Regions from separate parts of the Homo sapiens genome. Here region 1 is linked to region 2. A link is a loop called in an ENCODE intact Hi-C map of the cell type or tissue named here. Cell type or tissue: ovary. All regions are shown on one strand. Each heading gives the region's core, and the rest is flanking DNA. Links, peaks and the distances in the headings are about the cores only.

Region 1 (16,291 bases), core at 5,368-13,367, 81 kb before region 2:
TGAGAGTCAGGGAGAGGGCTGGAGCCAGGGGCGCACCGTGGGGCGAGGGCCTTGGCGCCAGGCCGGTGGGGAGCTGGAAGGGGGTCCTGCAAAGAGGCGGGGTCTGTAAGAACTGTCCACTCCCTGGCTCAGACAAAGAAGCGTTGCCCATTCAGGGCTGGGGAAGAAGAAGAGCCTCCTGAAAATGTAAAGCAGAGGCTGCCCTCCTGCAGTTGGGGGCCCACACTACTCAGGCACTGTGGGAAGCCCGAGCTGATAAATTAATAAAAAACTTGGGTTAGACCTGCGTGCCTACAATGTGTCGTAGCAGAGGCAACAATGCTGCTGCTGAAAACCTCTTTCCCAAGATAATTTCTCATGAAAAACTTCTAATTGCCGTGGAAATCAAGCAGTCTGAAATAGTGTGCAGAGGCAATGCCCAGAGATCTCACACTGGAGGAACACAGGCAACAGGATGCCTGGAATACCTACATCACGGCCCTGTAGAAGGCAAAAACAAAATGTTATTTAGAAATAACAGAAACATGCGGAAAAAAAAATCTAAACTTTAAAAATAAAAAATGCAGCATTGACAAAAACCTCAGGGCAAGGATTAAACAGGAGGCTATTTGAATGGTGAGCTGATGAACTGGAAATTATTTAAACCCCACAATAGTACTAGCAGGCAGGCAACGATTTCTCCTTGTTAATACAGGAGGACATTGGCATGTGGAGGTAAGAAACTTCCTTAGGGGGTCTGCATTTGCCCTCAGGTCTATGTGACCGAGCAGTGTGCTGAGGCTGGCTCTCACCAGCCTGTGAGAGCCAATTGCGTGCATCTCTTCCCTAGCTCCAGTTTCAGTGACCTAATGTTGGGAGCTTGAAATAGGCTACGGTGGCAGTATTTATACAATAGAAATTGGCAAATGCTACAATCAGATCTTTACTTTTTTTTTTTTTTTTTCAAGAGAGTGTCTGTTGTTAAACTTTTACCAGCATTGGTCTGACCCACCCTCAGACTTTAAATCAGGAGTCACAAGGCTGCCTCCCGCAGGAGACTCAGGACACTCACAAGGCTGAGGCGGGCAGCGTGGGGATCACAGTGCCCTGGTGAGCTGTGTGCCCTGTCTTAGGCGAGCAGCTGCTGTGGAGCTCCAGCTGGCTCTTAGGATTATGTGGGGATGTGCACCCAGTGTCAACAGCTGAGTTTTTAAAGAGAAGCTGCAAGGTCCAGAATTGTATGTGAAATCTCAATTTTAAGATGCTGGTGACCGATTCAAATTTTTTAAAAACATTGCTGTGGCCAAACACAACACATCTGTTGGCTGGATTTGGCCGTGGGCTGTGATTTCCAGCTTTAACCAATAAACTCCATGGCTTTGTGTCATCGCTCCTTCCCCTAAATTCCCTCCTACTTGTCAAGATCTGGCACAAATGAGAGTGGCTCCACGTATCACCCCTAAACCTCCCTCTATATGCTACCTTCTGAACTCTGCACCTCCCTTAAGGAACATACTGACATAGTTTGATATTATTTGTGCATACATTTTTTCTTCTCTGGTAGCCGATAAGTTCCCTGAAGATCAAGACCTATGTCTTGATCATCTTCCTTTCCTTAGAGATGTTTTGCACAGTCCTCTGTGTATAGCAGACATTCGATAAATATTATGCAAATCTTATAACTTAAATCTTATAATTATGGAAACTCAGTAGATGTGAATTTGAATTGCATTTTATACTTGTCTTGAGAATGGCGACTCATCTACTCAGCCAGGAAGACTAAGAGTTTAGATAGGAAATGTCAAAGGCATGTTCGCAATGCTAGAGACACTTCTCATCATTCCCAGGTTTCTGAGATGCTCATGGGAAACCTTTATTTCCTGGGTGTATTGATGCATGTGTTACTCAGGAATGGGGATTCCTGAGTCGAGCTCTGTGGACCAAAGAGTGGGCTTCCTATAGCTGCGGTTGACTGAGGTAAAAAGAATATGGACCATTTTCCTATGTAGTTAAGCTGTTTTTTTTCTTAAAATATAACTTATTAAAACCAAAAACATAATACCTTCTAATATTGGTATTTAAAAGAATGTTTAAATGCCCTTTAATTTTAAAGCATAATGAATTTCAGAGCAAGATTTAAAGGAATATAAGCACTTTCATGCAAATCTCAGATTAAATTTGACAGTTATTACCTTCCCCCCACATTTTCCTATGTTGTTTTAAATAAGGAATATTTGGTTCTTTCACATGTAGTACTACAGCTCTGTAAAGCTGCAGCTCTTTAGCCTTTAAAGTTCCCTGTGATCTTCAAATGTCTTTGGATAATCTCTCTCTGACTTTCTGCTAACTCCAGAAAAGAATTGATTAGTTATCTCTAAATTCCAAGGGTTCCTTTTCTTTCATGGACAGAATTAGCTACATATCTTCTGTTTCCTTAGATAGTATTGTTTTCTGAGCAGGAGAAATTGTGCTTCCAATCAACAACTTCTCTTGTCTTTAGCCTTCCCTTTTGACATCTAGAGATGAGAGTGTTTCTATTTTCCCTCCCAGTCTTCAGTAGGACAAGATTAAAGTCTTCTGCTCTCAGCTGTTTTCTGTTTTCTGCTAAAGAGCTTAGAATTAGAAAAATCCCAAACTTATCAGTACCCTATGTTAAAAACAGACTTAAAACGAGTAGTAAAAGGATGTTAAATACCTGTACAAAAGGTTTCCTTCTCACATTAATCACTGACTTCATTATTTGCCTATTGAAGTGGTGGTCAAAGTGGTGAAAAATAAAAGTGTAGATTTTTTTTTCAAAATTACTTGTAATTGTATTTCAAATATAGGGTCTACTTTGAGCCATTTGATAAATTTCAGTTTAGTCTGAAGATGGGATAGAAACGATCTATGTGTCATTTAACTGTAAATTGAATTTTCTTCCCATAGTTAAGAAATATTTCAATTCTACTAACCACCCAAGTTATCTTGTTTCTAAAGCATTGGAGATTCATGTGCACAACCTTGTAAAGTAGGTAATTCATGTGTTCATTCAATAAATCAACATTGAGGGCCCATTCTGTGCAGGCACTAGTTCGGCAGTGGTGAAGAGGGCAGACATGGATTTAGCTTGTGCAGTGTGTAGGGACATCCTCTCTTTATTTAATATTGTCCTATGGGACAGTCATGGTATAGCTCTAGAAAATTAATAAGTTACTTATTTGATAAGATTGTACACAGTGCACATGAATGGTGGGCAGGTTCAGCCCTAGATAACCTGAGTCCAATCCCTTCCTTTTGACTGATGGGAGATCTGAGGCTCAGAGAGGTGAAGCTGCAGCTTGGACATTGCTTTGATCATACCCTAATCTCAACAGCTGAGCAGCTTTGAGGTGTGATGCATTTGCTTTCCATTGCCAGGAATAAGTGATTCCCTTTGTATCTAAGGCTGATGTTATTAAAGTTTGAAAGAAAACTTTTTCATACTGTATACTTTTTTGTTTGTTTGCTTTTTAAGATGGGGTCTCAGCCTATCTCCCAAGCTGGGGTGCAGTGGCACGATCATAGCTCACCACAGCCTTGAACTCCTGTGCTCAAGCCATTCTCCCACCTCAGCCTCCTGAGTAGCCTGGATCATAGGCACATAGCAGCATGCCCAGCTGATTTTAAAATATTTTTTGTAGAGACAGGGTCTCACTATGTTGCTTAGGCTGGTCTTGAACTCCTGGGCTCAAGCAATCCTCCTGCCTCAGCTTCCCAAAGTGTTGGCATTACAGGCATGAACCACCACCCCAGCCCCATAATGTATACATTAATCATTAGTGTCAGTTCACTCAATCAGCTGAAGGCAGCTATTTCTGCTCTGTTACCCAATGTCTTCTGCTTCACGGAGCTGAACAGATCATCCTTAAAACAGACAAACGCTGGAAATGTGTGGTGGAGGCAAACTTGTCACCATAACTGGGACTTTTGCCTCTGCTCCTCTGGGATAAGCCCTGCATTTTAAACTGGAAGTGTAGGAGGACTCCTTCATCGCAGCTGGAATTGATTATTTTAAAACAATAGAAGTTAAATGTTGAAAGTGTTGGTCATTGATGACATGATTGTCCACTGCTCATCCATCTTCTCTTTATTTAATATGGTCCTATGGGACAGTCATGGTATAGCTCTAGAAAATTAATAAGTTACTTATTTGATAAGATCGTACACAGTACACATGAATGGTGGGCAGTGTCAGCCCTAGATAACTTGAGTCCAATCCCTTCCTTTTGACCGATGGGAGATCTGAGGCTCAGAGAGGTGAAATGAATTCCCAAAGCTCCAACTGGTCATGGGATAATCTCTGACCTCTTGGTTTACCAAGAGGTAGACCAAGAATATTTAAGAGCAATGCCTTAAATATTCCAATCTTGTGACTCTGTTACAGTCTTAGTTGTAGAATTTCAAATTCTCTGATGCTGTGTGTTTATTCACCAAATATGGAAGTGTTAGGTTTTCTTCCGTGCAGGATGCTTTTCCTGCCTCAGCCCATGCCTGGTTTTGCATGCCTTATCTTCACAGAGCATGCGGACAGTCTGCTCCTCAAAGAGGGACTTGCCTGCAGCCATGGCTGTTTCAGAGGCCAAAGGAAAAGGGAAACCGAAAGGTGCCAGGAATTAGCACATGTTGTTTCCTACACGCTCGAAGCGATTGGTTGATGCAGGATCTTTGCGCCTCCTGTTTTTATTCCACAGAGGAATGAATGGTCCCAGGGCAGAAAGGAAAGTTAGAAGGAAAGTTAGAAGTAACACCACCCAGACTCTGGGGGAAAGGGAGGTTGTATGTGCCGATGAGTAAGAAGTGAATGTTTCCCTTATGAAATTGTCAGTCGTGAACCACTTTTGACCTACAAAAATGGTCATTTTATTTATGTATGTATTTATTTATTTATTTATTGAGATGGAGTCTCCCACTGTCACCCAGGCTGGAGTGCAATGGCGTGATCTTGGCTCGCTGCAACCTCCACCAAGCGATTCTCCTGCCTCAGCCTCCAGAGTAGCTAGGATTATAGGCACCCGCCACCACGCCCGGCTATTTTTTTGTATTTTTAGTAGAGACAGGATTTCACTATGTTAGCCAGGCTGGTCTTGAACTCCCTACCTCAAGATCTGCCCACCTCGGCCTCTCAAAGTACTGGGATTACAGGTGTGAGCCATCACGTCATTTTAAATGGCTTAATCTAATATCATTTTCCTTTTCCTCCTTCTCCTACCAAACCTGCACGCACTTGTCTTTCCTTATCATTAAAGCTTTCGGGCTCTTTTTAGAATTTCACACATTTGCTCCTTGAAAGGCACAACCTGATTCGACGTGGGTTTAAAGCGGACACTCAAACATAGCCATCAGCCAGGAAAATACTCCTTTATTCAGCCTCTGCCTGGGGCCCTTTGCTTTGTGGGAAGGCTTGGAAAATCAATAGTTCAGTGCTGTTATTTCCTCATTGCTCTGGCCCAATGATTCAGGTGAATATGCTTAATATAAACATGTCTTGAGAAATTATTCAGCTCTATTCTTGCCTGAGCATGCTGAGATGTGGTGCCTCTATCTTGATGCCCAGGGGAGTCTTATGGTTGGGTCTCTACTACCCCTAGACCTGAATGAGGAACCCTGTGCACCATCAGAAAAGCAGGCTGCCGAGCTGTACTCACCGGGTACCCAAGCCTGTGTGTCATTGGTGGGCAGCAGGCCAGCTGAGAGGAGGGCTATGGGCCATGGAGAGGGGGACAACCCCACTGCACGCTTTTGGGCTACCAGTTCTTAGGATAGCTTTGGATAAGTCTCAAAATCTCCACTGATTGCCTCAGTCCCTTCATCCTTAGAATACAGCGGCCAAGCAAACTTTCCTGACAGCAGAAATCAATGCAAGGTGGGCCATAAAGACCCACAAGGCCTTGTTATGTAAGTAGTTCTTGGTTGTAGAAATGGAAGAGTAGGAAGGACGATTCTGGGTAAGTACTTAGGGTCAACTAGCATGGGGACAGGGGAAGGCAGAGTGAAGTGACAGTTACTGGATGCCACTGCTCTTCTTGTAGCCATTAAGCAGATACAATTAATAAAACCTGGCCTTAAGGAAAGCTCTACCTTTGACTGTGGCTGGACCAGTGGCCCTGAAGTTTCTTCCTGAGTTCCAGAAATGCTGCAATGCCGTCCAAAGCTCACGGCCCTCTCTATCCTTTACCAGTAGAACCAGAACCCAAGACACTGCCTTTTCATTTAACCAACGTATTTATTGAGGACCTGGAATACTCCAAGTCTTATTCTAGGCCAGTGGATTTCAAATGTGGTCTCCAGACCAGCAGCTTCGGCATCACCCAGAAACCTGTGAGCAATGCAAACTCTCAGGCCCCCAGCCTTGCTAAGCCAGAAGCTCTGGGGGTCAGCCCTGCATCTGTGTCTAACAAGCCCACCAGGCGACTCTGACGCAACCCTAAAGACTGAGAATGACTGTTGTAGGCATGGAATACAAACAAATGAACGGGCGTGGCTTCTGTGGCCCTGTTCCTATGCGGTAAGGATCATAAAATGTGCCTGACACACTGTTGCTTAAAAAAAGAAAAAACTTTAACTTTGCCAACCAATGAAAAGGAGGCCACATTTAGGAAATGATGAACTTATGTTTTGATGAAATGTCACCATGTCCTCCAAAACTAGGCCATCTATTAGAAATTCTGGAATTGTTTAGCCATGATGTAGTATTATAATTTTGCTGTGAACGAGTTTAAAATCCCTGATGAAAATATTTCCTTTTTCCCCTGGTTCATAACTACAATCCACATTGGAGTTTTGATATTAGAAAATAATGCTCCATGGTCTTGCTTCCACCTGAAAACAAGGGGTGTAGCTGAACAATTCTTCTATCAGTGCCATCAAGAAATCGTGACCAGTTGTGGGTTGGGTTTTACTCCCTCTCTCCCTTCCCTCCTTCATTCCATCTTACTTTACCTAAAAAACTTAAAATCTGATGAGCTGTCTCTATCCTTAGGCATTCCTCCAAATTTATTTCATACACCTGGTTTCTTTTCTGGAAAAGAAATAATAAAGGAATAGCTTTGCTTTATAAACATTCATTAAAATAAAATGACATTGTGTGGGGACACTTTCTAGATACTGACTTCCTTAATCTCCACAAGCTATGTCTTATGATTATTTCCCTTCGTTCCAAGACTCCAAGGCTTGGAGAGGTAAAGTGACGTTCTGGTAAATGGTAGTAGAGATGGAGCCAATATGTGAACCCAGAAGTCCTGTCTTCCAGCTCCATGAGTGCCCTTTAGGTAACATGTTGTGATTGGCCAAGGGCATATTTTTTGCATGGGCTATTTCACCTTTGTGCAAGGAGAATGGGGTCTGGAGGCTTCTCCAAGGTAGGCTGGGGTTACCTCTGGCCTCCATCCCCTTTCCCTCCTGGGTGCTGCCTCCCGCTCCATCTATCTGGGGTCACTGGTCAAAATATGCGGCCAGAGGGGACTCTGGGGTGAACCACAAGACGACCATGGCATGGAAGGCATTTCAAGTGTCTGCCATCATACGCTGTATGATACTGTCATGGTGGATAGTGTCATTGTACATTTGTCCAAATCCATAGAATGTACACCACCCAGAGTGAGCCCTAGCATCAGCTCTGGACTCTGGGTGGTAACGAGGTGCCTGGGCAGGTTCATCAGTTGTGACAAGTGCACCCCTCTGGGGGCTGTAGATAATGTGGGAACTGTGCTTGCATGTGGGCAGGGGGGCTATGTGGAATCTCTTTGCTTCTGCTCAATTTTGCTGTGAGCCTAAAACCGCACTAAAAATAAAGTCTGTTTTTAAAAATAGGATTTATCCTTAGAGAACAGAAAAAGTGGTTTTTAAGACAAACGTTTTCCTCTTTCATCTGTGTATAGCACATATCATCCTGCTGTTTGGAAATTATTAGAGGAATTTGGATGTCAGTCAGATATCATTTTTAAAAACATCATTGATTTAGTGGACAAAGCACACATTAACTAGGCAAGGAGAAAGGCTAGTCAAACTGACCCATCTAACTGCATGTGGCCATTTAGCTAAGTCAGGGAGAACTGTAGAAAAATGAAAAACAAAAACAAACACCCAACTTCACAATAATAAAACAAATATGGTCAGCAATTCTTTATTCAACACATTGGTCAACTGTCGGAAAAAAGTAATGATGTAGGACATGTTGACAAAAATTGAAGGTAATAAGGGGCTTGTTTAATTTTACTGCATTTCAGTGGGGCTTGAGGTTTTCAGAATGGCCTACGTGTTCACAGGGTGACCTACAGCATTTAGAATCCGGCCCTAAATTACCGCCTGGACACCCCCCACGCCCTCAGGCCCAACCCTGGTGCAGCCCTGTGGGCTGGATCGGAAGGGCCATTTGGAAGTCCATCTGGTTCTTTCAGAAACAGCCTTGTTTGTTTGCCTTTTCAGTGACACTGTTTATTCAAACCTTTTTTTCCCTTTTGAGGGAGAAAGCTTAATTTTTTTTCTTTCTTTCTTTTTTTCATTATCTGCTTTTCTTTATTGCCATTGCAGATGAGAAGAATAAAATCTCAGAAGGCAAAATAAAGGGAGACTTAAAGCTGGGAGAGAAAGGAGAGGAGGGAGGAGGCCGCTGAGCGGCCCTGGGTGGCGGCTGCTGGCACCACACGCATTCCTGGGCAGCCCTGGGCTCCCGACACAGCCTGTGATTTCCTCGCAGGGAGGCCGAGCCCTGAAACCCGCCCGGCGACGTGGGTGGGCCTCTGTGAAGACAGTGTCTCTTCCCATTCAGGAACTGCCCTGGGCCGGCCCCAGGCAAGAGGGATGTTTGTTGTTTAAGTAAATAAACTGGTCAGAGGCTCGGCTGGCTGTGAAGGCTCCGCTCCCTCCCACAAGCCTGGTCCCAACCGGGAAGGGGCCACCAACAGAAAGGAGCCACCCAATGCCACCCACCACGACGCGCCCTTCTCCCCGGCACTGCCAGGGGTGCCGGGTGGCCAGAGGTCAGCGCTTGGTCATTCCAGGCAGCTGAGCTGTCCCTGAGGAGACTGTGACCAGGGCCTTCCCTAGAAATTCCAGGAAACAGAGGAGACCCACGATCCCCCTACTCCCCAGCTCCTGTTCCCCCTTGTTAGTGAGGAGCCTGGGCCCTTAATCTTGTTTTTTCAGATGCTTTGTGGGGTTCTCTTCCTGGCCCACCTGCTGACTAAAACACTTCACAACGGCTCACTTGTGTCTTTTGCATGTGGGCTTGAGTCCAGGGCTACTCAAAGGGCGGTCTGCGGACCAGCAGCATCAGCCTCACCTGGAGCCTTGTTAGAAATGCTGATTCTCAGGCCCTGACCCAGACCTGCGGAAACAGATGCTGTGGAAAGGGGCCCAGCCATCTGCATGGGCAAGTCCTTGGGAGGCGCCGTGCACGCGCAGGCTTGTATAGTGCGAAGCTGGACTGCAGGTTTCTGGAAGCTTGCTTTTATCTCTTCTGTGTACTGTAGGGTCCCTAGAAGCAGAGGACTGTCCAGCAGTCAGCAGGTGCTCAACCCACGTTCACAAAGAACAGGTGACATAAGCGAGAGGTGAGCCATGGATTTGGGTTGGTGTTTTCCTCATTCCTTCCTACAGATTCATCTCTGCCCGGCCCTATGCAGCCCGTCTATCCCCGTGAAGAGCCCTGAGTTTGCACCTCAGTTTTGCCATCTTCTTGCCTTTCCGGAGGGGAATTAAACTCAGAGACAAGATCGAGGATGGAGGGAGGGAAGGACTGTGGGATGTGGAAAACAGCTCTTCTGAGACTGCTTCCAGAATCTTCCCTCTCCACAAATTTCCTTCATCTAGCTTCCTCATACACACCCGCACTCTCTCTCACACCCACACTCTGCCTTTAAACCAAGAGGTTTTTGGAGGTTTGTTTTGTTTTTTTAGAGACAGGGTCTTCTTGCTCTGCTGCCCAGGCTGGAGTGCAGTGGTGTGATCACAGCTCACTGCAACCTCCAACTCCAGGCCTCAAGTAATCCTCCTGCCTCACCCTCTCAAAGTGTAGGGATTACAGGCATGAGCCACTACATCCGGCCTGAACTTAATTTTTTTTTTAATTAAAAACACTAGGAAGAGTCAAACATCCAGATTGCCTCAGCCAACCTGGTTCCCAGTGAATGCCAGAAGCCGCCTGGACAGGGGCTCTTTCAATGCTGTCCTTCTCGTGCTGGGTCTGAACCAGTACCAGGCTGACGTCTGAGATACGCTGACCGCCTCCTGTGTCAGACACTGTGCTGGGCACTGGGGCTCCCAGAGTCAACAAAAAGATTCAGTGTTTACGCTTATGGTGCTTCCATTTTAAATTAAGGAAGACAGATAGTTAAATAATTTCAATAAAATAAAATGTTACAAGTATTAGCAAAGTGTTAAAGTTTCTGTTAGTTACACACCATCTCAACACATCTCTTGCGCTCTTGACTTGTCATTGGTGGAATGTTTGCCTTTGTGATTATCATGTTGACTTCGGATTCTTCTAGCTGGATGTACAGCCTCTGAAGGATGAGGAGGATTTCCTACCGTCTTGGCTTTCTCAGTTCTTAGCCAAGTGCACTTCAGGTGCACGAGTGGTTCTTGCTGGGGGAGACTTTGCCCCCAGCAGACATGTGACGCATCTGGAGACATTTTGGGTTGTCACAACCGGGGGGCATCTGGTGGACAGATTCCAGGGATGTTGCTAGACATCCTCCAACACATAGGGCAGCCCCACAACAAAGAATTACCTGCCCTAAAATGTCTATCGTGCCCTTTTGAGCAGCCTTGGGCTAGAACAAAGAGAGAGAGAAGTTTCTTGAGGAAGACTTGAAGGCAGGGTTCACGTGGGAGACCCAGCATTGGGCAGGGGGTCTGTGCAAGAGTCCATTCCCCTAAGGAAAGCTCTGCAGACACAAGCCCTCTGCATCTACTTGGGATGAGCTGGCCAAGTCATGTGTATCGCTCTGCGAATTTAGCATCGGGGGAGAGTTAAATCCTACAACATTTTCATGCAAGAGTGATTTTAAGCCAGTGTCTCCCAGCCAGGTCCTCTGAAAGGAAATTGTTTTCTAAAGGGAGGGGAACTGAAAATCCCCACTTTTTACTTGAGGGACCTGGAAGAACGTCCATGAGCTGGCCTGCTGCCGCTTCCTGCGCGCATGGCTGGATCTAAGCTGAGGTAGGCGGACCTCGAGGAGCAGGCCTGCCTTGGCCCGAGCATTAGGTTCAAATGACAGGAGAGCTCTGCATTTCTCGCTGTGGGACGCAGGGTGCACAATGGCCGGCCAGGGAGAGAGGGCATTGGCCTTTACTCAGGCTGTGCCGCCGGCCCAGACTCCAGCGGCAAGAACAGTGTCCCGATGCGGGGATGCCTCATGGAAAGGGGTGGTACAGGTGAGGGGAGACCACCTTGGCAGAAGTGGGAGGACAGAGAGGGCCCCCTCTGAGGCAGGCTCCTCCTTCTGTGTCTGAGCGGGGTCTGTTCTGGCTGCCGTAACAGAACACCAGACTGGGTGGCTTAGAAACAACAGAAATGTATTTCTCATCGTTCTGGAGGCTAGGAAGTTCAAGACGGAGGTGCTGGCAAATCTGGTGTCTGGTGAGGGCCCATTATCTGGTTCATAGCCATGTGTCCTCACATGGCTGAAGGGGTGAGGGAACTCTCCAGGGCCTCTTTTATAAAGGCACTAACCCCATTTGTGAGGGTCCCATCCTCATGACCTAATCACCTCCAAATTGCTCCACCTCCAAATAACATCACCTTGCAGGTTAGGATCTGACATACGAATTTTGAGGGGACACAAACTTTGAGTCCTTAGCAGTATCTTTATCCTGCCTTGTCCCACCCTTTCCAGGGGCTTGGGAGGTAAGCCTGTGCCCTCCCTGGGTGCTCAGAGTCTCCTGAGACTCCCATTTGACAAGAGGGTCTTTCTGTGCACCCTGATCCATGGGGCACCCGTGCACACTCTCTCTGTAATCCCTTTAGTTGTGCTGTAAGATGTGCATACGAGAAATACAAATGGCACCTGTTTGTGCACAGGCACCTTGTGAATGGCTGCATAGGGCTCGATCCCAAGCCTACAGGTAACAGAAGAGTACCAGTTATTAACCTGACTTCTCTGTATTTCAAAAAGCAAAGGTCTTTGGAAATAAATAGGCCCGATCTGAACGCAGTTCTGAAAGACTTTGATTACCCCATGTCTCTGCACCTTGGTTTCTGTATCTATAGAATTATTAAAGGATTGAAAGAATCTTCGTGGGGCAGTTAGTACAATGTCTGGTCCAGAGTAGGCGCAATAGGGAAGCTGCTTTTATTATTATTGTTATTATTTCCTAGGCTTCATTCAAGGCTAAGAAAGTCTGAACTGATAAAATAATTTGCAACTGGGCCAGGCGCGGTGGCTCACGCCTGTAATCCCAGCATTTTGGGAGGCTGAGGTGGGCGGGTCACTTGAGGTCAGGAGTTCAAGACCAGCCTGGCCAACATGGTGAAACCCTGTCTCTACTAAAAGTGTAAAACATTAGCCAGTGTGGTGGTGCATGCCTGTAATCCCAGCTACCTAGGAGGCTGAGGCAGGAGAATCACTTGATCCCCAGAGGCAGAGGTGGCAATGAGGTGAGATTGTGCCACTGCACTCCAGCCTGACTGACAGAGTGAGACTCTGTCTCAAAAAAAAAAAAAAAAAAACAACTGGCAAATAGGGTAATTGTAGTTACTCTTCTTTACCTGTAGCTACCTTAAAGCTTCTTAAAACTTTTGGTGGTATTTGTGACAACTAATACATGTAGAAATGAATTAATCAATGCATAAATGCATATATTGCATAAAAGAAAAGGACATAGATAGTTTTTAAATAAATATTTAAAAATAATTTCTCTTGGGCAAACCTCATACTTATTTAGTAACATCTCCTGGGTGAAAATATTGCCAGTGTTCCCACCATTTGGAAAAGTGCTTGGTGAATGAACTAAGATGTTACTGTCACAGATTAGTAGCTGAAAAGGTAGTTTTAGTATTATGCTTTTATGTTTTCAATATTAGCTTTTCAAAACTTTTATTAATTTTGTATTGGCTGTCTTAGAAAAAAAGCACGAGGAGAAATGAAACAGTTTCCCAGATTCTTTGTTGGAATACGTTGGAGCTGTGTGTGTGTGCGCGCGTGTGTGTGTGTGTGTGTGTAAGCATCTCACTCATTCAGATATTCTCTCTCTTGGGCTAACTCTTCTAAAAGTAAGTATGTAAAAACCTTTTTACATTTAGTACCCAGCAGTTGAAAACGTTAAATTCAGCACGGATATAAAGCAATCCAACATTTTCTTATTTCTGAAAATGACCATGTATCTGTTTTCTTATTTATTAATTTGTATACCTATTATTCGTTCTTTAATATTTATTGATGACATTCAAGGTGTAGAAAGATCCTGAGGTTAAATAGGCATGGAGGCTGGTATGGTGTGTAGAAGAAGGTCCTTTTCTTCCAGGAGTTTATGACAGATGAGAGAAAATGTCCCTCTCTCCTTTTCTTTTGAAATATTCCGTCTTGCCCCTGGGATCTAATTAGGAGTGGAGGATGACGTTCTTGAGAAGAAAAGGTTCTGCCCTCCACTTCACTTTTTCCCTTGTAGCTGGTGGCACTCAGATGCCAGAGGGTGGGGAGCTAAGCCATAGACCACTGTGAAGGCCAGACCAATAGCAAGTACAGTGTAGCCACAACTTGGAGGGAGCCTGGGTCCCCACACCATGGGGCTGCTTCTGGGGCTGCACATGCTCAGACATTTCTTGCAAGAGAAATAAACTTTCTTCTTGTTGAAGTCATTGCTGCTTTGGTCCGTGTTTTGGCAGTGAAGCCTGTATGCTAATGACACAGCAGGGCAGGAGTGAGTGCTAAACAGGATGCTGAGACAAGCAGCACCAGAGCCTTCGGGGAGGCCTTGGGGAGAGGCGGCTCTCGGCTCTGTTTCTTCGGCTGGTAGGGGAAAGTAGAGGCCGTTCCAAATGGTTCAAAGAACGCTGCCTGCTTTCAGGCCGCACGGAGGCCAGGCCACCTGGATGGAATGAGGGTACAGAGGGAAAGGCTGGGAAGACGGGGTTTGGGAAACCTGGAATTCCCCGTACAGAGTTTCACATTTGTCCTAGAACCAAGAGGAAGCTGTGGAGTTTTGGAAGCGCATTGGAGGGCAGCTCTGGAGCTGGCAGTTTTCCTGGTGGAGGGAGACCAAAGCTAGTCTGGTCCAGGGGTTTTCCAGCTGCGTTCCACAGAAGCCCTAAGGTCCCGCAGAACCCTCTGGGACACCAGGGAGGGGCTGGGGTGGGGAGGGGGCAGGAGCCCCCGCTCCTCTTCCTAATTCATCCAGAGAATCTCCATTTGATCTGTTTAATGCAGGCTTGGGGCTTCCTCACTTGAAGAAAGGGCATGGGGTGCGGAGTTAAATGTTTTGCAAGCCACCGGGCTGTGATGGGGCAGGGTGGCAGGGGATGGCGGCACTTGCGAAAGCAGCGAGCCAAGCCTGAAGCCTGTGCTCAGTGGAGGAGGCTCCGTGTGCAGCTGTGTGGGTTTCTAGGGTCAGGAGCTCTGGAGTCACCGCCTGCAAGCGCGTGCCGGCTCCCCTGCTAACTAGCTGTGTGACTTTAAGCCTCAGTTTCCTCATCCGTAGAATGCTGAGACGTAGTCCCTTCCTCACGGGGATATGGAGAGGCATAACAAGCTCAGTTGTGTGGTGCTCATAAAATAGCACCTAGCACATATGAACTCCTCAGTCAATGTTGGCTAATATTATTGTTATTGCTGTTATTATTATTATCTGATGAGTGGGAGACGTGCAGTAGATTATTAAGCCAATGTTGACAGGTGGGGAATGAAAGGTGAAAACTGGTTGAGAGTGGCAGTTAGAAATCCAGCTTTCATTGAAAAATCCCCATTGGGAATTAATTCTGGCTATGGGAAGTGAAAGCATAACTGATGTTACGTTGGTGAACTGTTAGCTTTCTTGCAAGACTGAACCGTGATGGAAAAACTACTGTAGCATAGCTCTGCATAATCCAAAATACGCTTAGCACACAACAAAATCTACTGGGAAGTTTTGATGATGTAACGTCAAAAGGAGAGTGACTTTCCTGCGGGTGAGCTCCCTAGGGACAGTCCTTCTCAAGCTGCACCCACATTTCCTTGCTCTGTTTTTCTCCCAGAGGCCATAGGGAGTTGCCTTTTTTTTTTTTTTTGAGACGGAGTCTTGCCCTGTCGTCCAGGCTGGAGTGCAATGGCATGATGTTGGCTCACTGCAACCTCTGCCTCCTGGGTTCAAGGGATTCTCCTGCCTCAGCCTCCCGAGTAGCTGAGATTACAGTTGTATGCCACCAAGTCCAGCTAATTTTTGTATTTTTAGTAGAGACAGGGTTTCACCATGTTGGTCAGGCTGGTCTTGAACTCCTGACCTTGTGATTCACCCGCCTCGGCCTTCCAAAGTGTTGGAATTACAGGCGTGAGCCATTGCGCCCGGCTTTCTTTCTGGCCTGTCTTCATCTGCTTTTCCCAAGAGTCTCCTGACTGCACAGAAGAGCAAAGAGATAAGAAATGTCTCTCCCACCCTCCAAAACACATGCCATGAGCCCTTTGCCATCTTTGCTTTGTTTTAAGCTTGTTACTGTTGGTAACTATAGGGAATGGACAGGGATTCACAGAAGTGATGAGCAGGGAGAGCATTTCAAGTTCCCAGGAAATCCATAAAGACTCTGCTCCGTGTTGCTGGTCTCCGTTGGTGTGCAATAAAGACTACATTTTTATGGGCGGTGTGGGGGTGTGGGGGCATGTATCTTCTCTGACTTCCTACTTAAGTGTTTCGCTGGACTTCTAACTCTTGTCTTAAAAACAGTGCTGCCCAGTTCTGTGTAGCTGGGAACTTGGAGTCAACAATGTATGCTTTAACTCAAGAACCATGAATAAAGCGTACTTTTAAAACTCCATTAGGAACAGCAAGACGAGAAAGGAAGAAATCATCTTTCGGGGAGCAGGTTGTGTAAGGATAATGTGAGATAGAGAAAGTAGAGTGCCTCGTCTCCCGTGCCGTGTTCGCTTCTCCACACAGGATGGGCCTTAGGTCGGAGGAGTGGAACAGAAGACGTGAGAAAACCCTGAGCAGGCGAGGCCACCATGACAGAAGCCACAGCAGGCATCTTGGCTGGACCTGCAGATGAAGTTGATTTAATTATTGCTTGTAATCATGGGGTCATAGAAAACAGACAGAAAGCTAGAAAAGGGCAAATGTCACGGGGTGTGTTTGTGTGTGTGAGAAAGAGAGAGAGAGAGAGAGG
Region 2 (16,291 bases), core at 4,994-12,993:
ACTCTTGAAACTGCTTCTGCCTTCTAAAGCAGTAGCTTCCCAACCCAATTCATTAGAAACTTGTGAGACCACCTTGGAGAATCCTATAACTAAAAAGCCATGTTCTGCAAAAGGGCAGTCCTGAGTTGTGCCTAACTTCATGTGGGATTTTGTTGTTTTCATGACACCAGTGCAATAAAAGGGCCCATCTCTTAATAACGTAAAAATCAGTGATGGTAATGTTCATAGCGGGGTTTTACACTAGATGGCAATGAAATCCTCAGCGCATCTGCAGCTCCCTGCTCTTCTGTCCCTGGAATCTCCAGTGTTTATTTTATGTGAAGGAGGAACCAACACAGAACTTCTTGAACCCTTTATGTGGTTGAAATTGGGCCTTCTCTTCTATTAGGTAGTGTGTGTCTATATCACGTTCTTGTTCCTATGCCAGAAAAGCTTGACACGTTTTATTATTCATGGCATTACCTTGCTGTTTGAACTCGGAATTTCTTTGCCTGGAATCTCAAGTGTAATGAAATAGCAGGAAAATGTTCCAACCTTTGGTGGTGAAGCCTTCAGGTGAAAGAAATGGAGAAAAGAAAGGTGGAAGAGTAGAGACGGTAGGTCCTAGGAAGGAAGCCTTTTCTGTTTTCAGCAGAAATGTCACTGTGCCATGTGATGAAAGAGGAGGCCTCCGTGAGGCCCAGGGTGCGACACCTGGCAGGGAGCCCTGGTTCTTTTCTTCTCTGAAAACCCTCAACTTTTACAAATTAGAGTCTGGGCTTACAAGGCCATGGCCTTTGAGTTTCAAGTGTCTATTCAGAACTGAAAATCCAAGAATTTGATTTTTTGGTCTCTGTCTTTGGGTCCGTTCACCCAACCATGAGTGACCAAGGGTAAGGAGGGCCACACAGCAGCTTCTATGTGAGGATATAATTCTCTATCTCAGAAAGTTGTACCAGCATCCTGAGCTATAAATACCGGACAGTTCTAGATATGAGAAAATTCTATGGTGGTCACATTTTCTGACCCAGAAATGACACTGTTCTCTTCCTTATGGTGTGAGCACACTGAAAATTCCAATTTATATTTTATCACTGTATTAGTCCATTCTCAAGCTGCTACAAAGAACTGCCCAAGACTGAGCAATTTATAAAGGAAAGAGGTTCAATTGACTCACAGGTCTACAGGGCTGGGGAGGCCTCAGGAAACTTACAATCATGATGGAAGGGGAAGCAAACATGTCCTTCTTCACATGGTGGCAGGAAGGAGAAGTGCTGAGCAAAGGGGGAAATGTCGCTTATAAAATCATCAGATCTCATGAGAACTCACTCATTATCACGAGAACAGCAGCATGGGGGTAATTGCCCCCCATGATTCAGTTGCCTTCACCTGGTACCACCCTTGATACATGGGGATTATTATAATTCAAGGTAAGATTTGGGTGGGGATACAGCCAAACCATTTCAGGGAGAGCCAAACCGTGTCAATCACGTATCAACCTCTGAGGAAGACAGGGAGGAGAAGGAGGCACATGATAATGATGAGACTATTTTTGTCCCATTGGGAGATATAACAAGTGTATCTAGTGAAGAAGAAGAGGAGGAGGAGGAGGAGGGGAAGGAAGGAGGGGAAAGAAGGAGGAGGAGGAGAGAGATGATGGTCACTGGTGTTGGGGGAGGTGCCATATCCTGTAAGTAATGGCGCCAGGGCCTTGCTGATGGCAGGGAACATGGGACTCTGGCCATGAACACTTCCCTGGAGGAGCTGGGCATTTGCGCTACACGGAGGGTGAGGTTGGGTGAATTCAATCCCAGGGAGACACGACCTCAGCCTGCATTTATACACTCACACTTCTCAGGCTTCTCAGAGGAGCCACCTCTATTCTCCCAACATCCTCATGCCCTAAAAGGCTCAGCTAGACCTTTCCAGGGTCCCAGTGAGCACCCAGCAGTGAGGGCAGGACTGGCAGCGTGGGTCAGGGGGTGCAACAGTGAGCAGTGCCTCCTGCACCCCCCGTATTTGGAAACGTGAGGGGACACGTTCAGTTGTCACACTGTGGGCTATAGTTGAGAAGCGCCTCCTGAATCAGCGCTGAGGGCAGATGGTGGCAGCGTGCACGTGCACAAGCTCCTTCCCACGCAGAGTGCCATTCGGAAAACTTCCTCTGTGGAAAGAAATGGGGAGAGTTTGGATGGAGCCCATGGCGCATGGACGTCATGCACGTTGGCTTCCCCGTGTTCCAGGTTGTGGGATGAAACCAGCAGTGCCTGACTCACAAGCAGAAGGCAGAGGTTGGAAGGGGCAGAAAATGGTCTCACTTTCTGCCCTTTCAAAGCTTGTGAGCTCTCATTTTGAATCCTGAGTTAAATGGATGTTCTGCAATTCGGTAAAACAATCAAGTGACTTCTGCAGGGGGTACATGAGAGGGGTGATGAGTGTGCTCCCCCCGCCTCCAGACCTGGGCTGCAGAGCCAAGCAACACTGCCTCTCCATCTCATGAGTGTGACTGAGGTGAGTGACTTTTAATTCCTCTGTGCCTCAGTTTCCTCTCCTGTGTGTTATGAAAGTATTTCCTCCTACAAGGTGAGACTCCCTGGGAAGTCTCACCCAGAAATGGAACTCACTACTTTATCACCACCCCAGGGAGCCGGTACAGCCTAGAGATAAGAGTGGGGGAGGAGCGGGGCCTTTGCTTTCTCGTCTGTGAAAGCGGGTGGCTAATAGCCCTCTCAAAGGTGAGGTGGGAACCAGTGAGCTGAAACATGAAAAGTGGGGCTCCAAGATATTACCTGACGCTCTGGGGCCTCGAGAAAATCCAAAGCCACAGGTTGTAGCAGGCAGCACAGATTTCATTCTAGGTTTCTTGGAGACAAGAGAATGTGGTTAAGTGATATGCCACAAGGCAGTCTCCTCATTAGCCATGTCTGTCCTCGCCTTGACATTTCCCTTAGGCTGCCATCCGTGGGAACCTCCCCTCCACCATGTTTGCCTATCTTGAATATTACTGTTACTATTATGGAAGTTTTATTTGGGATAATAGTGAACAGTCTTAGCAACACTATTTTAACAGGAGGCAGGGCTTGTTTAAAAGCAATCTGGCAGCACTTTTATTATTATTATTATTATTATTTTCACTCTGCAACCTCCACCTCCTGGGTTCAAGTGATCTTCCTGCCTCAACCTCCCAAGTAGCTGGGATTACAGACACATGCCACCATTTTTGTATTTTTAGTAGAGACGTGGTGTCACTATGTTGGCCAGGCTGGCCTCAAACTCCTGAGCTCAAGTGATCTGCCCGCCCAAAGTGTTGGGATTACAGGCATGAGCACCATGCCCGGCTAGGCAGCACTTACGAACACACGAAGCCCGCATGCAGCAATTCTGCTTCTACCTGCTCACGGGTCATGGGGGTCATGTCCCCCTCAACTGTGTGCTTCATTGCAGCACACTCTAGAGGAGAGGGGGACTGCATGTGAGAGGTGCCTGAAGCAGAGCGGTTTACGGCACTTAAAGGCAACAGACGAGGTGTACTGCCAGCAAGGAAGGTGATCTTGTAGCAGTTCAGAGTGAAAAGGCAGAAGCCAAACGCAGTCTAGAGCCTGTCACTGTAAGTGAGGGTGGGCGCCAGTGGCACAGGCAGAAATGCAGATTCTGCCTCCACCTCCTGAATCTGAATCTGCGGACAGGATGCCCAGGTGGGCACATTGAAGATGGGGAAGTGCCGTCTGTGGCACACAAAGCAGTGGCATTCTCCCTACAGCCACACATCAATACCTTAAGTCTTTGCCTTTGTGGGAAGGGTAGTGGGAGAGAACAGGGGAAAATGTTAATGAAGTTAAAACTCAGGCAAGAACTACACGGAGGCAGCACATATGTTTTCTCATGGTGAGCAAGGTTCTTGCAGGCACCTTCTACAAGAAAGATTGCTGAAGATATGGACAAGTTTACCAACAGCCCGTGTCTCATCCTCCCTCCCAGGCCTCAAGCCCCAAAGGTAACCTGTGATCCAAGAACAAGCCTGGGTCCAGGGTCCCAGCCCTTTCAATCCACTGCTTGCTGTTCCCACCTTGGGTAAGAGTCCCTCACTGTGCATTTGCTGCAGTACTCATTAAGGCAAAGCGCTTGCACATGAAGTCCTGTGGAAAAAAAGGAGGGGCATTTAAGGCCTAACCTTTGCTAGATGCAAACATAAGAAGGGAAGACTTTTTCATCAAACATTGATTCCCAGTCAAAGCAAAATTCCAGAGATTGTGAAGGGTGAAATAGATTAGTATTAAGCTGAAAATAATTTTGGGTTCCGTATTTCAGTACTCTGCCATTTGCTTACAGTATGTCTGTTGCCTTAATATAGTTACTTCAAAGCACTGGATGGTGAGTTAAGAAGGAACAATTAGTAACAGAAGCCTGGTTTTAAAAAAATGTCTTGGGGAGTCAGGGTGGAGGTGGGGAGATGGGATAATCCCAGACCACTTCAATAGTTCCCAGAATATCTACATGAACTCCTCATTTATGGAGCTGGAAATGTCCATTGCAAGATACTGCTTTTTGGCATCCTTTTCCTTTCTCTCTCTTCTTTTCTTTCTTGTTTTTTGAACTCTTCAGCTCAGAGTCAGGAAAACGCTGGCATGATAATATGCTACCATTGGCAGTTGTCCTTCCAAGATGGTTTATGCAGGAAACATCATGGAAGCAACTTTGCAAACCCGAGGCCTACATCTGCCCGGCCACCCTTCAGCTGTGGGGCCAGTAATAAAATGCTATGGCAGCGATGGGTGAGACAGGGTCATCATAAACAGGAGAGAAGCAGCAACCTTTTAGAAAGGAAACAGAAAGTTAAGGCATTGAGTAGCACTGAGCCTGGGCAAAGGCACTCAGATCCCTGTTGGCAGCAGAGAGGAGGTGGCTGGGGGCTACTGCCCACTGATGAGGAGAAAACCTTTTACGGAAACTCATGAGGTCCTCATTGTCACTGAGTATTATTATTACTGCTCTACAGATGGGTTACAAATGAGTGACGGGAATTTATATAATCCAAGAGCACTAATTTCTCCAAACACATTGCTTGGGTATAGTAAAAAGTCTCCAAAATATCCAAATGTGTACATATATATTTGTGATTATCTTATCCTGTTCATGCTGCTATAACTAAATACCTTAGACTGGGTAATTTATAAATATTAGGAACTGATTTTTGGATTCTGGAGGCTGGGAAGTCCAAGGTCAAGGCACTAGAGATCCAGTGTCTGGTAAGGGCTGCTCTCTGCTTCCAAGATGGCACCTCTAGTGCATCCTCACACCATGGAGGGTGAAGGGGCATGAATGCTGTGTCCTCACATGGTGGGAGAGAGGGAAGGGCAAAGAGGAACTAGGGCTCACCAACTTTTTTGTAAGAGCGTTAATCCATTCCTCAGAGTGGGGCCCTCATGACTTAATCACTTTCCCAAAAGTCCCACCTCTTAATACTACCACATTGGGTATTAAGTTCCAACATGGGAATTTTTGAGACACGAACATTTAAACCATAGCAGTGATCCTTGGAATTCTGTACTTGTTACCATTAATCTGTAAAATGCACAAAGTATCTCTCCTGTTTATCTTGTGGTGGTTCTAGAAGGATCAAAAGTAAAAGTAAAAAGGGTGTGCAAATACAGTGTCTACCACAAGAAACAAGCATAAGATATTTGTGCCAATAAAAGATATATTTGATGCTGTATTGATTCCTCTCACCTGAAACCCTTAGAGGGAGGCCACCTTCCTCCTGATGGCTCCATTTCTAGGTGTTCCAATGCTCTTCCCTCTCTTTTCTGTCCAGAACCTTCAATTACTCTATACAACTACAGTGAATGCTTCTAGGAGATAGGGGTTTCCAAATGCTAGCCCCAGAGCCTCTGCTCTGGAGGTGAAGTTTTCATGGTCCTTGGCAAAACATTAAAAAGCTCAGCATCACTGATCATTAGAGAAATGCAAATCAAAACCACAATGAGATACCATCTAACACCAGTCAGAATGGCTTGATTAAAAAAAAAAAATAACAGAAGATGGCAAGGTTGTGGAGAAAGAGGAACACTTACACTCTGTTGGTGGGGTGTAAATTAGTCCAGCCATTGTGGAAGACAGTGTGGTGATTCCACAAAGGCCCAGAGACAGAAATACCATTTAACTCAGCAATCCCATTACTAAAGGAATATAAATCATTCTATTATAAAGACACATGCATGTATCATGTTCATTGCAGCACTAGTCACAATAGAAAAGACATGGAATCAACCTAATGCCCATCAATGATAGATTAGATAAAGAAAATGTTGTTCCTCTACACCCTGGAATACTATGCAGCCATAAAAAAGAATGAGATCATGTCCTTTGCAGGAACACAGATGGAGCTGGAGGTCATTATCCTTAGGAAACTAACACAGGAACTGAAAACGAAATACTGCATATCCTCACTTATAAGTGGGAGCTAAATGATGAGAACACATGGACACATAGAGGAGAACAACACACATTGGGCCTTTTCGGAGGGTGGAGGGTGAGAGGAGGGAGAGGATCAGGAAAAATAACTAATAGGTACTAGGCTTAATACCTGAGTGATGAAATAATCTGTTCAACAAACCCCCAAGACACAAGTTTACCTATGTAACAAACCTGTACCCCTGAACTTAAAATAAAAGTTAAAAATAAAATAAAATAAAAATAAAGGCAGTGATGTGCATTTTTCCCACCAAGCCAAATTTACTCAACTGAAAAAATTGTCATTGATTCTGAGACTGTCTTTCTTTTACTGGTGTTAAAATATCATTCTAACATGATTTGGTGTGAGAATGATAGGGCCCATAGATGCTAGGTTTCTTTTTTTTTTTTTTTCCTTAATGTGCTCACTTGGAAAAATTACAAGTTGGCCATCTTATATAGGTGCTCCAGTTCTTTTATTTTAAAATTTTGATTGGCCTGTGAAATTTCACAGCCTGGGAATCACTGCTGAATGTTCCATTGCTTACTTTCCCAAGGCCTGAGGTGTGCCTTCAGGAAACGATGATAAAGACACACTAGAAGCTTTATCCAAGAGCCTGATGAAGAGGAACATGGGCTGGGTGTCTCTGACTTAGGAATGTGCCTTCCCAGAACTTCGGCAAGGGCATCTGTAGCTGGCACCAGCAAGAGCGACAGAGCTCCATGGGCAGCCACCCCACCAAAGCTCAGGGGGCGCCGGCTGTGTCCTGCTGCTCTGGGGCACAGTCTTTCCCCAGAATCCTTAGTTAAAGCTAACAGAAAGTAACCTTTGAACGGCCACTAGGGGTGATTCAAGCTACACTTTGCTCAACAGGTATAGTGCCCATTAATGAGAGCTTGGTGGGAGGGCTCAGAGCACCTATGGCAATTTACAGAGTTGTTTCTGAGGAAAAATGTATTCTGAGTACCAGGTTGCTAAATTAAAATTAAAGTCTTGGAGTGTTTCAAACATTCTTGGATGGGCTGGAACCCATCCAAGAGGCTCAGCTGAATCCAGTAACAACAAGAGCACTTCCCTAGTGGGTCTTGTGCTTTACAGTCCTGGTGATCCCCATGGAAGAGGGTTGAAAGAGCTGGGTTCTAGAACTTCCAGGTCCTCTGTGTAGCCACCAGCCTCATGTGGCCATCAAGCACTTGAAATGTGGCTGGTCCAAGCAGTGATGGGCACTAAGTGTAAAATACACACTGGCTTTCAAATATGTAAAAAAAAAAAAAAAGAAAAGAAAAAAGAATGTAAAATATTGATTACATTTTGAAATATTTTGGGTATATTGTGTTTATAAATACAGTATTAATTTCACTTAATTTTACTTTTAAAATTTGGCTAGAAAATGTTAAATTATACATGTGGCTCACATTTGTGGCTTGCATTGTTTCTACTGGACAGCACTCCTTTAGACCACATATAGGAAAACTACGGCCCCCAGGCGAAATCTAGCTGATCTGGGAATATTGTAAATAAAGTTTTATCGGAACACAGCACACAAATTTGTTCACATACTGTCTCTGGCTGCTTTTGAACTACAACAGCAGAGCTGAGTAGCTGTCACAGAGACTATATGGCCCACAAAGCCTAAAATATCTACCATCTGACTTTTTATTGAAAAAGTTTGTCCACATTTGGTCTAGACTATCAAGGTTCAAATCCTGGTTTCCTACTTAAGCTGTGTGACTTGGGCAAGGGCCTTTCTCTGTAAGTGCCTCCACTCCTCATGTGTTAAATGGGGATAATGATAAAGCAGACCTCCCCCCAGGGGTTCTCGTGAGGAATGAATGAAATACTACATAGCAGCCATGGAGTAAATGTTGAACAGATGCATCATCCTCATATCATCATCATCGTCATCATCATTATCATGAAATCTCATTGTCATCATATCATCATCATCGTTATCATTGTCATCTCATCAAATCTCATTGTCATCATATATCATCATCGTCATCATTATCATTGTCATCATCTCATCATCAAATCTCATTGTCATCATCATATCATCATCATTGTCATCATCTTATCATCATCTCATCATTGTCATCATCATCACTATCATCATCAATTCAGAGCACATGACTGGGCTCCAAGAGTTATCTGTGGTCCCTGGCCACAGTCACTTAGTTGGTAGGCAAAGAAAGTGAGGTTTCAAATTCTTGTGTTCTATCTCATATTTTATTATTTCATCCTAAGGCCCTTAGGAATTTGCAGCCGTTTTCAATGCACAACATATGGATAAAGAGCAATATGTCTCTGGTATAAGAAAACAACAGAGCAAATACAATCATAAACAGCAACTGATACTCAGCCTTTGGTATCAGAGAGCCAGAGGAAAGGGAGGGCCTGCCCAGGCATTTGTTGCCAGGAGGGAATGGAAGCCTACCATCTCCAGACGACCTTCCAGTTTCCAAAAGAAGGCTGAAGTATAAATTTCCATGTGAAATCTGCTTTTCCCAATGTAAGCCCAACCTTTAAAATCATTTTGCATGGGACAAATTGACCCGTGAGCTTCTAGTTTTCAACACCTGCTTCACACTATTCCTGGGATGGCTCATCTTTTATGTGAAACACCTGTTGGCAAGATAGTCATGGGCAACTCATTCATCAGAGAACGGCACTGCTTCATGGTTGGTAAGAGAGGGAGGAAAGAAGAACAAGTTAATTATCGGGGGCTGGGGAGTCACCAGGGGAAAAGGCATTTCTGTCATTTATTTACTAGTATTTACTCACAGAGCAATAAATCAAAGTCACTGGCCCGCCAGGAGCAGCGGGAGTGTCGGCAGCCCAGCCGTGCCAGTCAGAATGCTCTTTCTTATGTGATGCGCATCTGGGGAGGGCTGGCTTCCAATTATCTCATGCAGCTCTTATCAGATTCCAGAGAAGAGAAGACAAAAGGAGGGGAGGACAGCCACAGTCACTTGAGAGATGCGCTGCTATCTGGAACAGGATGGAAGGAACAGGGCAGGCAAGGGAAGCCCCTGCTGGAGGAGCCCCCAGAATCAGCCCACCTGAGGGCTGATCCATCCACTTGGGCAGGAGGCTGTTCCACCCCTGCCCAGCCCAACTCCCGAGGCCAAGGCCTTTTCTCACCATGGGAACCAAACAGCATTCAGTTCAGCAATGGTAGAAAAAAAAAATCCTTCTTGTAGTATAATGAAGAGATACTCACGTTGCAGAGCTCCAGAAACAGACCTTGGCTGTGGTGGGTGATGGAGACAGCGTGTTGAAGTCCGCACCTCGGCCACGCTGTACACACCCAGCGATTCCCTGAGTGTGAGGCCCCAGGCGACTGCTGCCTTTTGATGGGTGGCCCGAGGGGGCAAAAGCCGTCCTGGGAACCACACCCCTCCAAGGCTCTGCTCAGGGCACTCCGGGGGGTCAGTAGGAGCCAGGGGTCTCCCCTTGCCTGCCATGCCCCCTTCCTCATAGTATCTGTGTGTGCCTGCGCCAGGGGTAGGTGTTGAGTTTGCTCGTTCATTCATTCAGCAAATACTTATTGAGCGCCTTAAGGAACCAGGGCTTTCCCAGCCTCGGGGCACACAGCGCTTTCTTGGAGATGTCTTGGGCTCTCCTTGCAGGACTTTAGACCTCAAAGCTGAGGGGGATGGGCCGTAGGTCAGGGAGACACCCAGCTCCTCTGTGACTGCTGGGTAGGTGACAGACAGGGCTTTCCATCCCAGTATCCTCAGGGGGTCATATTTTCAAATGCAAAAAAGAGTTAAATTTTAGAAACATGTTTTTTTCTCACCTCCACTTCCAGGTGAAAGAGGCAGTCCGGGAGATACAGTTTCGGTAATGAAAATGGTATTTTCCTAATAATTTTGATGGTTCATGAGGACTGCTGGTTAGGGTATTGGAAATTAGGACTCCATAACACATTCCATGTGGGGTAAAATACACGTGGGATGAACATTAGAAACATGGAAATATGAGGGAGTGAGAATTGTAACTCTGGGGATAGAATGCTTATTTCTGAGGTGTGTGTAGCAGTAAAAAGGAGGATATTCATTGCTGGATGGGAAGATGCATTTATTTTGCATATGAGCATTAGTAGAAGTAATTAATAACTAATAATGGGTAACATTTTTGAGTTCTTACTCTGTGTCAGATAGTATCTTTTTTTTTTGAAACAGAGTCTTGCTCTGTCGCCCAGGCTGGAGTGCAGTGGTGCGATCTCAGCTCACTGCAACCTCCACCTCCCGGGTTCAAGCGATTCTTCTGCCTCAGCCTCCCGAGTAGCTGGGACTACAGACGCCCGCCACCAAGCCCGGCTAATTTTTTGTATTTTTAGTAGAGACGGGGTTTCACCGTGTTAGCCAGGATGGTCTCGATCTCCTGACCTTGTGATCTGCCTAACTTTGCACATATTATCTCACTTAATTTCTTCCAATAACCATCTGAAATGGGCACCCTTATAGATCCCACAGGTGACACATGCAGGCAAAGCCTCCGGTTCCAAAGTGTCAGAAGCCTGCCTCTTGGACAATTGCTTGCTGTGCACTCTAGGCTGAATGTATGGGAACAGATGCTAAGTGACAGCTCCTCATGATGAAAAGCCTTGACGCAGAGTCAGAAAAGCCTCCTGTGAGCCCCATGTTACCACGTGTTGGCTAGGTGGCCTTGGCGAGTCGCTTCCTGGCTCTGCTGCCCAGGTCCCCTTCACTGGTTCACTCTGTCTCCCTCCTGCTCAGATGAAAGCCATGGGCCAGTGGTGCACACTGAGCACTTCTAGGGGAGACAAAGATGTGTGCAGTAAGGCTGTCTGCAGCCCTGAAAGCATGCCTCGAGGGAGGACACAGAGCAGGGAGCACAGGACTGCAGCTCTGTGTGACAGCAGAGCATACAAAGGGACGCACCAGTGACCACAAGTGAGCTGCCCGCATCTGGAGGGAGGCTCACGGGAGGGCTCCAGGTCAGGTGCGGGAAGCTGAAGACTCCCCTGACCCCAGGTGGACGCAGCTGGACGTGGAGGGGCAGGTGCGGCTGCATGCCGGTGAGAGTGTGGTCACTCCCAGCACAAGGCCCACGGCCGGAGGCCTTGAATGTGAGGTGAGGACTGTGGCCTGAGCCGCTGTCAGTGATGAGCTGGTGGCAATAGAATGGGACATACAGGAGCCATGCTATCCACCTTCCCATGTGGAATTAAGGTTAACTCCGGTGGCACAGGAGGAGCGGCAGCCATGGAAAGAGGTGGGAGGAATGGAAAGGGCAGGAAAGTGGAGGCAGGTGCCCCTCTGAGTTTGTTTCCAATTGGCCTCATCTAAACCCACCTCTAGGAAACTTTGATATGTGTAATTTGCAATTGGAACTCAAAGCAGACTGAAACATTGCTTTTTGTTGTATTTTGTAACATAAAGAAAAGAAAAAGTGATTGCCTTTAAGCAGATGTACAAGATAGCTCAAGAGTATTTAAAAGTATTTAGAAGAGCCAACTATTTTTGATAGCTTGACCAATATCTTGGGAGAGGGCAAGCCAGTGAAGTGCAGAAGGGTATTTCCTATTTATTTGTTCAAGTTTGACCAGAACACCTTGGCAACGCTCTACGACCCATGAGTACTCACTGCTAGAATGGAAAACCGTGAGAACACGTGGCCACATCTTTTCCTTTTTTTTTTTTTTTGAGACACAGTCTTGCCGTGTCACCCAGGCTGGAGTGCAGTGGCACAATCTCGGCTCACTGCAACCTCCACCTCCTGGGTTCAAGCAATTCTACTGCTTCAGTCTCCCAAGTAGCTGGGACTACAGGCACCCGCCACCACACCCAGCTAATTTTTTTTTTTGTATTTTTAGTACAGATGGGGGTTTCACTCTGTTGGCCAGGCTGGTCTTGAACTCCTGACCTCATGATCCGCCTGCCTCAGCCTCCCAAAGTGCTGGGATTACAGGGGTGAACCACTGCGCCCGGCCGTGACCACATCTTTTAACATATATCGCATAACACAATCATTTCCCTGCGTCTTTGTCTGGGTTCTCTCTACCCCACCCCATTAGCCTATATCAATGCAATTTAAATTACCATTTCCAGCCAATTTCATTTTAGCACAATAAAAGCTAAAGGAACTTAATGGCCAGCAATTGAGGGTTCTGGTGAAATTTTCATCTGGAAAAAGATGTAGAAGATAAAGCTTTTGATCAGCTTTGAGAGCATTCTTGCCTGCAGGCTGACCACAGTGGTCTGGACTTCCTCTGTGTTTATAGGAGTGGTGCTCCTGTCCTGGTCTTCCACCGCAAAGCCACAGTCACATCTGCAATGCCTCCACTTTTAGTGCCTGCAACTGAAGGGCTCAAAATATTCCATTTGTTTCCCGTGGCCCACCCCTAATTTTAGTTTAGTATTTTTTTTTTTTTTACATTCCCATGCCCATAGGGAAACCGTTGGCTATTTTTGGCTAGATAAATGGTTCATCATCTATTGCAGTTGACTTCCTTTTATGATCAATTAGTTTGAGGTTGTCAGTGCTGCTTCAAAGCTGCTATGTATCTTTCACACCCCTCTACCCTGTAATTTATAAGCACTATGGGTTTCAAAAAAAGAAGAAAAAGAAAGAGAGAGAGAAAAAAGAAACCCTACAGTACTTTTATTAGCTGCTGAAATGCATTAGGGTGCATACACTTTGAACTGCACAGGGGAAGATAACCGTGCCTGTAATTGGAATAACTCGCATCCGTCCCCTCTCGGCTCCCTTTAATAACCTCTGCATTGTTTTATCCCCAGGATTTATTGATGACCTGCAATGGCCCTCTCCTGGGCCCCCGCCCACTGGGGTGTTTGTGGGGGAAAGGGCAATGCACGTGGCCCACTCCCTGACCTGCGCCTCTCCATAAATCAGAGCCTGCATTCGCCCGTGATGGGGAGCCAGATGGCAGCTGTTGTTGGAGGAGCTCAACAGGAATCAAGGCCTGTGATCTTTCCTGTTGCTAACAGGCCTGATTTTTTATGGCTGTCAGCATCCTTGGAACGGCCAAGGCAGGCACGAAGGGAGGCTGGGAGGGCAGGGGCCCGATGGCCCTGGATCTGTGCTTTCTTCTCCCAAGGGGGCAAGCCACAAAGGTCTCTCCCTCTTCCTCCCTAGCTGGGGGGCTTGGCCTTATATTCTGTTTCTGAAGAAGTTTCCTAGGGTGTGCGAGTGGTGAAGCTCAATGTAACCAAACACCTTCTAGAAAGGAAAATGGTGGCCAGCTTCCCTTTGCCGATGGTTCATGGACCCTTAGTGTCATGGCCCTATCTGAAAAATGACAGCTGTCCCTTTCCACTGGAGTGATGTCTAAAACAGTCTGGTCCTAAATGCCTTTGATGCTGAAGTAAAAGCCATTTCTTGAAACGACTTGGTGAGTCAGCTGGGCGTGGTGGCTCACGCCTGTAATCCCAGCACTTTGGGAGGCCAAGGCGGGCGGATCACGAGGTCAGGAGATCAAGACCATCCTGGCTAACATGGTGAAACCCTGTCTCTACTAAAGTACAAAAATTAGCTGGGCGTGGTGGCTCATGCCTGTAGTCCCAAGTACTAGGGAGGCTGAGGCAGAGGAATCACTTGAACTCGGGAGGCGGAGATTGCAGTGAGCCGAGACCGCGTCACTGCACACCAGCCTGGGTGACACAGCAAGACTCTGTCTCAAAAAACAAACAAACAAGGAAAACTACTTGGTGGGTCCAATGTTTGGATGTTTTGCTTTTTCAGAGTGTATGGACAGAAACTGCAAGGAAGATGAGAAGGTAGGAGGTAAGGGGAAAGGATGAAAGGCAAAGAGCTTGCCAGACATGGGGAGAAACCCCAACCAGTTTTGAGGTGCCTAACTGGGGGCATTCACTGCAGAGATCAGTTCTTGAGGTGGAGCAGCGCCACGGTGGGTGCATGGGACTGGGCACCAGTGGGCGCAACCAGATAGATAATGGGCAGTCCCTGTGTGGTCCGCAGTTTGCCTCCAACAGGCTCGGCCTCCAGCAACAGAGCCGGCCACAGGGCAGGGCTGTGTAGTCAGCACCGAACAGCCTGCAGAAGCCTAGAGGAGACAGGCATAGAATCCCAGGCGCAGCCCAGAGCTTTTATAGGGCAGAGAGCGAGTCTATTTATTTATGAGGGCTTGAAGCCAGTGTCAGACCCTAGGGATGCTAAACTTACACAGAAAGCAGACATACCCAAGATACCACATCCAGAATATTCCAGGGGACAATCCAGGTTCTTAGAGCCGTTTAGGTGCTGGCTGGAAAAAAGCCATTCAGATGTTTCCCAGGAAAGGTGGATGCACACCTCTCCGCAGTCCAGTCGACTGCAATGGGCAGCAATGGGAGCAGAGGTTGCAGTGATGTGAATGTGGCTGGAAGGGGCTGCGAGCCAAGGAATACAGCAATCTCTAGAGCTGGGAAACAAGGATGTGGGTTCTCCCCTGGAGCCCCCAGGATGCATGCAGTCCTGCAGGCACCTTGATGCTAGCCCACCACAGCCCATTTTGGACTCCTAACATTCAGAACTATAAGAAATAACTTTGTGTTGCGTTAAGCCTCTAAGTTTTTGGTACCTGTTATAGCAGTCGGCCTCTGTATCTGCAGGCTCTGCCTCCACTCATTCAACCAACCATGGGTAGGAAATATATAAAAGAAAACAATAAAAAAATAACAATACAACAATAAAAATAATAGAAATTAAAAAGAATACAGTACAACAACTATTTACATAGCGTTTACATTGTCTTCGGTATTGTAATTCATCTGGAGATGATTTAAAGCATTGGCAGGATGTGTGTGGGTTATATGCAAACACGACCCCAGTTTACATCAGCAACCTGCACATCCTTGGAGGTCCTGGTGCCGATCTCCCACAGATTCCGAGGGACGATTGTACACTCATCTTCATGCGATGGCTTTTCCCCGTGTTAATTTCACTTTTTAAAAAAACATTTTCCCCCTCATACAAACTCTCAGTCTCCCTGTGACTGAACATCGCCAATGATGTTCTGAATGACTCAGGTGAAAAGTGAAGGATTGAGGTGGAATTTGTTGTTTGAGAACAGATCTAACAGCCGGAACAAATAACTCTTGCATAGGAAGCCAAGTTGGGAGCCAGAGAGGAAGGATAAGGGGGCAGGGACTCAAAGTAGGCGGTCCACTTTCCCTTTGGGGGTAATTTCACTGGCACGGGATGCTTTGTACAGGGCCCTCTGGCCATCTTGGTCTTATAGGTCTGGACCAGTGTTTGAGAGAGAAGTGACTAAATTTTTTTTTTCTAACTGATAAATCCAATTTAAGGAAGCAAATAAGCACAAACAAGTACAGGCATACAAAAGCTCCACACATGATTTGATCCCTGCTGATTTCATTTCACACCTGAAGTATTGAGCTTGGCTTTCTACACAAGCTGTTGCACAGGTACGCAGTATCTGACAGTGGGTTAAACATGGGTGGGGTCTGAGAACTGGGGTGAATCAATGGCCTCTCTTCTTATTAGCTAGGTGACCTTGAGTAGTTCATGACTCTCACCAGCTCCATTTCCACGATGTGGTCCCACCTCATAGCATTGCTGAAAACATTAAATGACACTGATGCCCGCTGTGCCCTTATCACAGTGCTGGGCACATAGGCACACAGGCATGCTCCACGAATGTGAGTTTGTTATGTTAATAATTAATATTTGGCAGAACTAAATGCATGGCTTAATTATTCTTTTAACTCAGGTCATAATCTAACCCACAGATGATGAAGGTGGTAATGATAAAAACAGCCAGCATTTATTAATCACCTGCCATGTGCCTGCCAGACACTCTTTCAAGCCCTTTACATATGGAGTAATGAAAGTCCAGGGTGTTTCGGTAGC

Evidence for each region. Hi-C counts contacts between places; a loop is a spot of excess contacts. Peaks named below come from ENCODE experiments on the same cell type or tissue, not always from the same donor. Only the 100,000 strongest peaks of a DNase experiment are listed, where the experiment ranks them.
Region 1: a loop joins it to region 2, with 5 times the contacts of the local background. A loop is called at or near these places in 2 of 110 quality-filtered maps.

The regions. Positions count from the first base shown.
Region 1 is chr9:96,162,113-96,178,403 of GRCh38, reverse strand. No RefSeq gene overlaps it. Among named protein-coding and RNA genes, the nearest start is that of HSD17B3-AS1, 76 kb to the left of the region's middle. RefSeq lists an enhancer at 11,329-11,498. In ovary, for the core only: no CTCF peak of the experiment used is centred there; a DNase peak (open chromatin) is centred at 8,793.
Region 2 is chr9:96,080,850-96,097,140 of GRCh38, reverse strand. It overlaps LOC158435 (a long non-coding RNA gene), which reads right to left. Exons shown (of 9, transcript NR_033838.1): 2 at 4,046-4,115; 3 at 2,769-2,841; 4 at 1,829-2,143. Among named protein-coding and RNA genes, the nearest start is that of LINC00092, 67 kb to the right of the region's middle. RefSeq lists an enhancer at 8,034-9,233. In ovary, for the core only: no CTCF peak of the experiment used is centred there; no DNase peak of the experiment used is centred there.